Regions from separate parts of the Homo sapiens genome. Here region 1 is linked to region 2. Evidence: chromatin loops called from intact Hi-C (ENCODE). Cell type or tissue: HepG2. All regions are shown on one strand. Each heading gives the region's core, and the rest is flanking DNA. Links, peaks and the distances in the headings are about the cores only.

Region 1 (4,406 bases), core at 262-4,261, 85 kb before region 2:
ATGTCTGTGTATATCTATACATGCATTAAAACCATGAGCTGTGCTATGCCCAAGCCCTCACAATTACTCATTACTTACCCATTGACTTGGCTTGATCAAATGCTAGTCAGGCTTCTCCCTACAGGTCCCAGAACTTTATCTTATTCCCAAGCTTTTAAGCAAGTGCTAAGTTACAGAATATCTTCTCAATGACTTACTCCAAGAATCCAGTGACCAAAGAGAATAAAAATTTACTGTCAAAGCCACTCTCATGCCATCTGCCTACCTCCATTCGCTTGCCCCACTCTTTCACAAACTTCCTGCTAGCCCTATTTACTTCTCCTTATAAAAGAAAGGTCTTTTTCTGTTCGACCTTTAGACTTTGCCACTTCTGCAATAGAGTATTCTCCCTATTTCAAAGTTCTCTTCCCCATATTGCAATGCAGTTGGTCCTTGAAAAACACAGGGGTTAGGGGTGCTGACCCCTTGTGCAGTTAAAAATTCACGTAAAATTTTTGACTCACCATAAACTTAACTACTACTAGCCGACTGTTGACTGGAAGCTTTACCAATAACACAAACAATAGATTAACACATATTTGTGTGTTATATATATTTGACACTGAATTCTTATAGTAAAGTAAGAGAAAATAAAATGAAAAAATGCCATTAAGAACATTATATGGAAGAGAAAATATATTTATTACTTATTAAATGGGAATAGATCATCAGAAAGGTCTTTATCCTCATTGTCTTCATGATGGGCAGGCTGAGGAGAAGAGAAAAGAGTAGGAGTTGGTCTTGCTGTCCCTTGGCGTAACTATTATTGAAAAAAATTCATGTATAAGTGGATTTGTGCAGTTCAAACCCATGTTCTTCAAGGGTCAACTGTGGCCTTTTTGAATAAAATCTCTATTTTAATCTGGCTTTTAAAAAATTTGACTACTGGTACTACTAATGGCAACCCAATACCACAGGTGTTTGAATTAATCAGTTAATTGCCTTTATTGAAAGAATGTCTATGGTCTTTTATAATTTATATTTTCCTCAAGATAGATTTGTACTGAAATAAAATCTAACTTTTATTAAAACTGAAAAAGGGAAATGGAGGATTCATTGACAATGGGGTGTTTCTATCTGGGTAACAAGTAGATTATTAGTACTACAGGCAATAGAAATGCAGAATCACACAGAGAAGCTGGTTTTGAGGGAAATTATGATGCTGTCTTAGTGTGGAGGGTAATAAGACCGATAGTCTTTTTCTTTTTCTCCAAAATCAAAGATGATTCACCTAAGCATGTTTCAACAGAACCAAAACAACACCCTCCACCCTAAAGATTCTTCAAGCAGATGATCCCCTGACCGAGCTCTTTTAGATACACCCAATGGTGCTTTCAAACATCTCCCAGTAGAGCCTCTTGGCTGTTGCTCCTGGCCATGGCAGGTTCCATTGGTTGCTCCTTCCAACAGTAATTAGCATGGGTTTCCATAGCAGCAGCTTCTAGCAGCCACTCCTATTGGCCTGGGTCCTTACCACAAGCAGCACCTCCCTGCAGATCTTCCTGCTGGTGAATGCTGCTCCAAGTGATTAATGACTTCCATTCCCCTAGAATCTCATTCAGTGAATCCTAAAATGTTCAACTTTAAAGGACCTCAATCCCAAACATCTTCTCTACAAAACGTCTGGATTTCTCCAATAGCTAGAGGGAGCATTTGATTTCTAGCAGCACCCCCAAGCCAGGTCTCAATAGGCTCCTTACGAAGCCCTGGGGTTCAGTTAGAATGCCACACTGTTTTTTCAAAGTCCTTTATTATCTCCATCGGCTACTATTCATACCTCCGGTAGAAGAGTCCCATTGACAGGTGTTCTGGACTTCAGGCTTGAAATATTGGTGAGTGTTTTCTCATCAAGGGGGTCCTCCATGTAATTCGGTTAGCTGAGCAACTTCTGCATATGGGTGGTCACTAAACTACCATGTTAGGGACAGTACAACAGAAAGACTAATAACACAGATAGAAAATTGACAGACTCAAACTAAAAAGGATGAAAGCCAACTAGAAATGTTATGAGTGAACTACGAGTATGTGTCATATCATCCAGGGTCCCATTCCTAGTTGTCTTTCCCACTTTCTTTTGCTGTTCACCAAGGCCAAACACAGGAATGTACATTCCCAGTGCTCAGGCAGAGCTCCTGTCCTCCCTATTAGTTGTCTTCCAAAGGTCACACTAGAAAGCACATAACTTCTTCCCCCAAATAGCAAAAGCAAGGGAAGCATGGCATTGGCTAATGCTCCACAAGCCTCCTTTCTCTAACCACATCCGGCTATTGATATTGAGGCATCTATGTAAACAGAGTCCTGGCAAATAGCCCAGACCTCCCAGGGCTCCTTAACATAAGTACGCAAGCTTGCCTAATAATCCTGAGTTTAAAATTATGAGTGACATAAGATAATCTTCACACTGGGAGTCATCGGCCCAAATTACGGTTAAAGGTTAAAAACAAACAAATAAAATGCAAAAAAAATCACATACAAACCAGGCTTATGTTGTAGAAAATATTTCCTAAGCCCTTGGATTTAATGTCATTTTTAGAGTTTGATGATACCTCCCTAGAGAGGGTATAACAAATACTGAACAAGGATGACACAGATCAGAAAGAATTTAGCTAGGGAGGAATTCAGATTGGGGAGAAAAATAAGGAGTTGGGCCTATTCTCATTTAAAAATAAATCCCTCTGGAAAGACATAAAAGAACATTTTTAAAAAGACTAAAAGAATGGCAGTTTATCTTTTCATTTTTAATGCTAAGTGTTTCTATTTTAAAGGGCTTCCATCCCAAGTATATACTTGGATTGAAAAATGGAAAACAGTTAAAAATGAAGATTTTTAAGTTCAAAATGTTGATCAAAATTTCCTGATTCAAATTGCTTTTTTGACTCTTGGATTACATATGGTTTGTGTTACATGTCTGTATTTTCTAAATTCCAACTTTTTCATGGAGCACAGGAGCAGTTATATTGGAACACTTTACATGTTTTTGTGTATTGTTTTTATAAAGATGATGATAGACTGCAGGTTATTTGACAATACAAGACAATGAATACAAAATGGTCCTCAATCAGTTAGATTCATGGGACTTATTATTATCATTCTCTTTATCTTTATTGTATCTTGGACCAAAAATGTAATTACTACAGTATTTATTTATAGCCCAGCTTTTGCAGGGAAGGGACCTACATGCCCTAAGTGACATTCATCAAACCTAGTTTCTTGTATGAAAGTGAGTCTACGCAGAGTAACTTAAAAAAAGAAGCTGAATTTGCTTTAAAATATTTATTCACATGTGAGTAAAAATGACTGAAAGTGTTATCTCTTCCCTTCTTTTGGCTTCTCCTGCCCTGTTCCAGTATATTTCATGAACTAGTGTCTCTAGTTTTTGGTTTTATTAGTTTTTGTATTTTTCTTTTAACTAGGTAAAGGCAGAGTAAATAAGAGCTATATTTGTTTTTCATAAAAGTGGTATTTTCTATTTATTTGCCTGTCAGTATCCTGCTGTAGTGCACACACACATGATGTAATGTGTTGATAACCCTTATTGCTGAAGTGGAACATACATAGTGAGATGTTATTTTCCTCATGGGATTCCAGAAACCTTAAAATCTTGTCATGCTCTATAGTTAAATGATGTTGATTGAGTCCCGTTTTATATATATATATATAGTTATATATATGTATATAAAAAATATATATAGTTATATATGTATATAAAATATATATATACATATATAACTATATATAGTTTTATATATATAGTTGTATATATATATAACTATATATATACATATATATAGTTTCAACAGTTTCTATTCATTAGTTTTATTTTGGAACTATGACTTAATGAATAAGCCTGCTGATATGTTAATGAAAATGTGAATGTTGAAAGACAGCAAGCCATCCTCTCAGATTTAAATAAAAATTGACATGAGTACACATTGGATGTTAAAAGGGAAATTCAGTGACTCCCTAAGACATTTGTACACTTTGAGGGAATTTCTTCTTATAGGTACTTCTATCTTTGAGTTTCTATCCTCATTAAATAGTCCTTCCAATCTCACATTTATATGGTGCTGTAGAAATTTAATTATGCAATGAAACGTGTTATGAACATTATGTGTTATTTTTCAGGAACTCATCTTAAATATTTAAAAATAAGTTTTTTTTTCTAATTGCAAGGAATAAGTACTCTTTGTAAATGATATGGAAAGTATGGAATATAATAAAGATGAAAAAGATAACTCCTAGATAATCACTTTTAATGTTTTGGCAAAATTCTTTTTAAAAAGTGCTAAAGAAAATGTGGCACATATACATCATGGAATACTATGCATCCATAAAAAAGAATGAGTTCATGTCCTTTGGAGGGACAT
Region 2 (4,406 bases), core at 165-4,164:
TGGGGAGAATTCTGTTGTTGTTATATAGCTGAGTATGGCAGGAATTCTATATTTTGCTTCTGTCCCTATGTGTGTATGAATGAACTAGAGACATGTAAAAGACCTCATACCTGAAAAAAATTGACAGAGATGTCAACTACTTATATCTGTAAGAGTAGAAAAATTACTAAAAAAATTTTAGTAAATTATTTAAAAGTTTTATGCCAAAGGGCAGTAATACGTCCAAGCAAAACAGTAGACACATTGAAGAATAAAATTTAAAGCTGGATATGATCGAATTCCAAGTTCATGGCAACTTTGTTTACAGGAAAACATAATAGAGCCCTTGTCACATTCTCCCCTCTGCCACCCCCAAACAAGTACAAAGTCTATGTTCTTATAAATATGTTAAGAATTTCATCTGTAATGTTTGTTTATGAAGACCATAAAAATGCCTTTGAATGAAGTAAGTCCCAGTCTTATTTTGCCAAGCCAAGGGAAAGAATCCTTTCTTTTGGTCTTCCACCTAGAGAATTGCTAGTGAGGCGTGAATGGTCTCTTCTTGACTCTTTAAGGTAGCATATTTATACTTGGGCAAAACTCAGTGGTCTTCCATATCATAGTGACAGCCTCTTTCTACCTCCCTCTCCATACCTCTTTCTAATTCACATTGCTTGCCTGACAAAGCTGAAGAATGTCTAAATTGAACATTTAATTTGACCTTGTCTGGAAGCAATGCCATTAGAGACAGACCTATGTTATATCAACTCTGATGTGATTATAGCTGTCCCAACATATGAGATGGCTTTGTTTGTCATTCAGGAGGCCTACTGATGCAATGTGTATTCTCTGGACCTCTTCATGAAAAAAAAAATGTTTATACCTGTGAGCATGTCCAGATGGCAGTGAAAGACTCCCATTCATGAGAGCAGCACTCAGCAATTCATGGTTGCCAAAGTATGCAGCGAAGGCATGCCCTCTGCCATTCCATGGCCTTGTAAGGAAACAGTTTCTAAGGTGACAGACTAGCACCCTTGAGGCCAGAGACCCTAGTGTTTTAGATTGGGGGGATGTGGGGAGGGCAGGGGGACAACATGAAATAATACCGAGAAAAGCAGTTTTTGTCATTATTCTGGCAATTTAGAAAGGGGAAAGAGTGAGAGTGGGGAAAGGAGAAGGGGTTCAGAGTTTTCCGCTTTAGGTCTCAAAGAAATTTAATTCAGATCTGCTCTGCGCATTGTGAGCATAATGCCCTTTTCATGGGTTAATTTCAAGGACATAGGAGATTAAATTAGGTCCAAGGCATGACCAAAGGGACAGGCTCTGGGCTTCCAGGCTGTGATTGTCAGGTGGTAAATAGGCAGGCACTCCAATTCTCTTGGAATCTGTGGCATTCTTGGGATTGCTTTTTCTGTGTGATATTCCCTTAACGCTATCACTGGAATGGTAAAATGTCACTTGAACAAGAGTTCTCAAGGAGGTATTGCTGACCCTAACAATATTGATGGGAAGGATTTTTTCATTGGACCACCTCCAAATGTAGGAAAATCTCAGGTGACAGCTTCTAGCATCCAGCTGTATTGTAGATTATAAACTCAGTAGGCAATGCTGAAAGATACTATGTCTTTCACAGAATTTGGCACATCGTTACTGCTTCATACCCAATACGTTAAGGGTAGGGAGAAAGCTTTTTGTGTGGATGCAGAAAATAGCTTTAAAAATTAAAGAGGTCCTCAAGTTAAAAAGGGAGAATTGTTTCTGATAACCAAGTTTGCATTTGCTTAATCTTGGTGTTATTGGAGAAAAAGAAGGGTTTCTACACATCACACTAGGATTCTGGATGATGAAAGCATAATAGCTTGCTTTTGCTAGCTTTCATCATGTTAATGTTGTTTGGGTATTATTGAAATGGCAAGGGGCCTGGCATACATGTTATTTTCCAAACCTAAATAGACTTTCATGAAGCTATCTGGTTGTATTGGCATAACATGAAACCGATTCTTAACACCCAATGGTAAGCGAAGTAGGGTAGACTAACAAAGAGTCAGTTTGGGTTAGAAGAACTTCCCCTTGTTCAAGTTTATTCTCTTTAGTTCAGCACTTTTTTGGATATTTAACAGACAAGGATACAAGTGAATAGACTGGCTCTTTGATGCTCCCTGATATGGCACAGCAGAGGGCCAGTGGTGGGGGGTAGTCAATCCGGCCACCACAGAAACTCATTAAGTCACAGGGGCCATGAAACTGCATGGAGTTAATGCAGTCTCCTACCATTTGTAACTAACAGGCTGGGACAAAGGCCCCTTAGCACACACAGAAACTACGCCATGTAAGGGATTATTCGCTGTATCCCAATTAACATACTACAGTGGTCTCCTCGCTGCCATCTAGCTGCAGTAGGCCTGGCCCTGTCCTGCTATAACAACATTATAGTAACCACAAGAGGCCCTGGAAACTATCAGTCATTTCTTGTGTTGAAATGCTATTAATTCCCTGGAAACTTATATTAGGTAGAGGGAGGGGTGAGCCGAATGGAAGCCTTCATGAGGCCTCAAACAAAAAGGGCCATAGAGATACCTCCTAAGAGCCTGATCATGAATACCTGTATCAAAATTGAGGAAGAGGACTCAAGGGAACCTCATAAGATTCACTTAATAGTCTACTTTTAAGCTGGTGAATTTTAAGGCACCCAGAAAAAAGAATTAACTGTTCCTTTCTTAATATTTCCAGAAGAAAATACTACATGTAATCTCCGAAGTGCCAATTCCATGTTTCAGCCCCTAAGGATGTCTTGTGTCAAATTTACATCCTAGCTTTTTCAATCAGACTACTTCCTTTTACTATTTATTAGTTGTACATAAAGAGAACAGTCTATCATTCCACTCAACACAAATTTGAACAACATCCTAAAATTTCCTCTCAAAGGAATTAACAAGAGTCCCTAACTTCTACACAGATTGTAGTTCATAAGGATGTTTGGAAATTTGCAACCTAGTTAGAAATAATATGTTACTGTTGGTGGGAATGTAAATTAGTTCAACCATTGTGCAAGACAGTGTGGAGATTCCTCAAAGATCCGGAACCAAAACCACCATTTGACCCAGCAATCCTTTTAATGGATATATAACAAAGGAATATAAATCATTCTATTACAAAGATACATGCAAGCGTATGTTCATTGCAGCACTATTTACAATAGCAAAGACATGGAATCAACCTAAATGCCCATCAATGATAGACCGGTTAAAGAAAATGAGGTACATATACACCATGGAATACTATGCAGCCATAAAAAAGAAAGAGATCATGTCCTTTGCAGGAACATGGACGGAGCTGGAAGCCACTATTATCAGCAAACTAACACAGCAACAGAAAACCAAACACTGAACTAAACTGAACAAAGCGGGAACTGAACAATGAGAACACATGGATACAGGGAGTGGAAAAACACACACTGGGGCCTGTCATGGGGTGGGGTGAAAGGAGGGAGAGCATTGGGAAAAATAGCTAATGCATGTTGGGCTTAATACCTAGGTGATGGGTTGATAGGGGCAGCAAACAACCATGGCACATGTTTACCTATGTAATAAACCTGCACAACCTGCACATCTACCCCAGAACTTAAAATTAAAATTAAAAATAGGAAATAGTGTTATATAATAATAATTGTAATAACATTTGCTGCATGCTTACTGTGCCAAGTATTGTTCTAAGTGCTTAATGTGTATTAATTTACTTGTTCCTCTTTAATAACCATATTAGGTAGGTATCATCATTCTCAGATTATTAAACACTGAGTCATAAGAAGATTAAATAAATTTTCCAAGGTCACACTGATAGCAAATAGGAGAGTCAAGAATTAAGCTGAACCTGGCTTCAGAGCGTATCCAGGTGTTCTGCCAAGTGAAAAATGAAGTTTTAAAATAAGGTCCTCAATCTCATGCAGAAGGGCCTTTCAAGTACATCATTCTCCTGATATGGAATATTCTACTAATAGAATTATAAAACTTACCATGATGTTTAGGACAATTTGTGTGTGTGTGAAAATGTTCTCATAAGATTTCCTCAGTCTTATTCCGAGTTTTTTGTTTATTTTGCTTTTGTTTTTGTTTTTGCTTTAGAACTGTGTGAGACAAAACAGACATACAAAATTTCTTTGATAGTCCCCCTCATCTCTGTTTTGGTTGTTTTTGCTTTTGTTATGTAGGTCCTGAAGGGGAAACAGGGTTGCATCTTGCTGAGGTTGTGGGTGCATGCGGAAATGGGATGGAGAAGTAGACTGATGTGTAGGCGCTGCTTTTCATGAGCAGGGCAGGCGGGGAGAGAAAGGACTGGCCTGGGCACAGCAGGGAAGGCCCAATGGTAACGCTGCAGAAAAGGCAGCATGGGGAGCAGGGAAGGGTCGAGAAATAATTCATTGAGCTCAC

The links. Hi-C counts contacts between places; a loop is a spot of excess contacts. Peaks named below come from ENCODE experiments on the same cell type or tissue, not always from the same donor. Only the 100,000 strongest peaks of a DNase experiment are listed, where the experiment ranks them.
Region 1: a loop joins it to region 2, with 4 times the contacts of the local background. A loop is called at or near these places in 1 of 110 quality-filtered maps.

Annotation. Positions count from the first base shown.
Region 1 is chr6:131,935,959-131,940,364 of GRCh38, forward strand. The region is part of intron 2 of CCN2-AS1 (CCN2 antisense RNA 1); the gene reads left to right. Among named protein-coding and RNA genes, the nearest start is that of CCN2, 13 kb to the right of the region's middle. RefSeq lists a silencer at 2,131-2,425. In HepG2, for the core only: no CTCF peak of the experiment used is centred there; DNase peaks (open chromatin) are centred at 333 and 2,253.
Region 2 is chr6:132,021,356-132,025,761 of GRCh38, forward strand. The region is part of intron 2 of CCN2-AS1 (CCN2 antisense RNA 1); the gene reads left to right. Among named protein-coding and RNA genes, the nearest start is that of CCN2, 72 kb to the left of the region's middle. In HepG2, for the core only: a CTCF peak has its summit at 2,368; DNase peaks (open chromatin) are centred at 366, 856 and 2,356; H3K4me3 peaks cover 251 bases.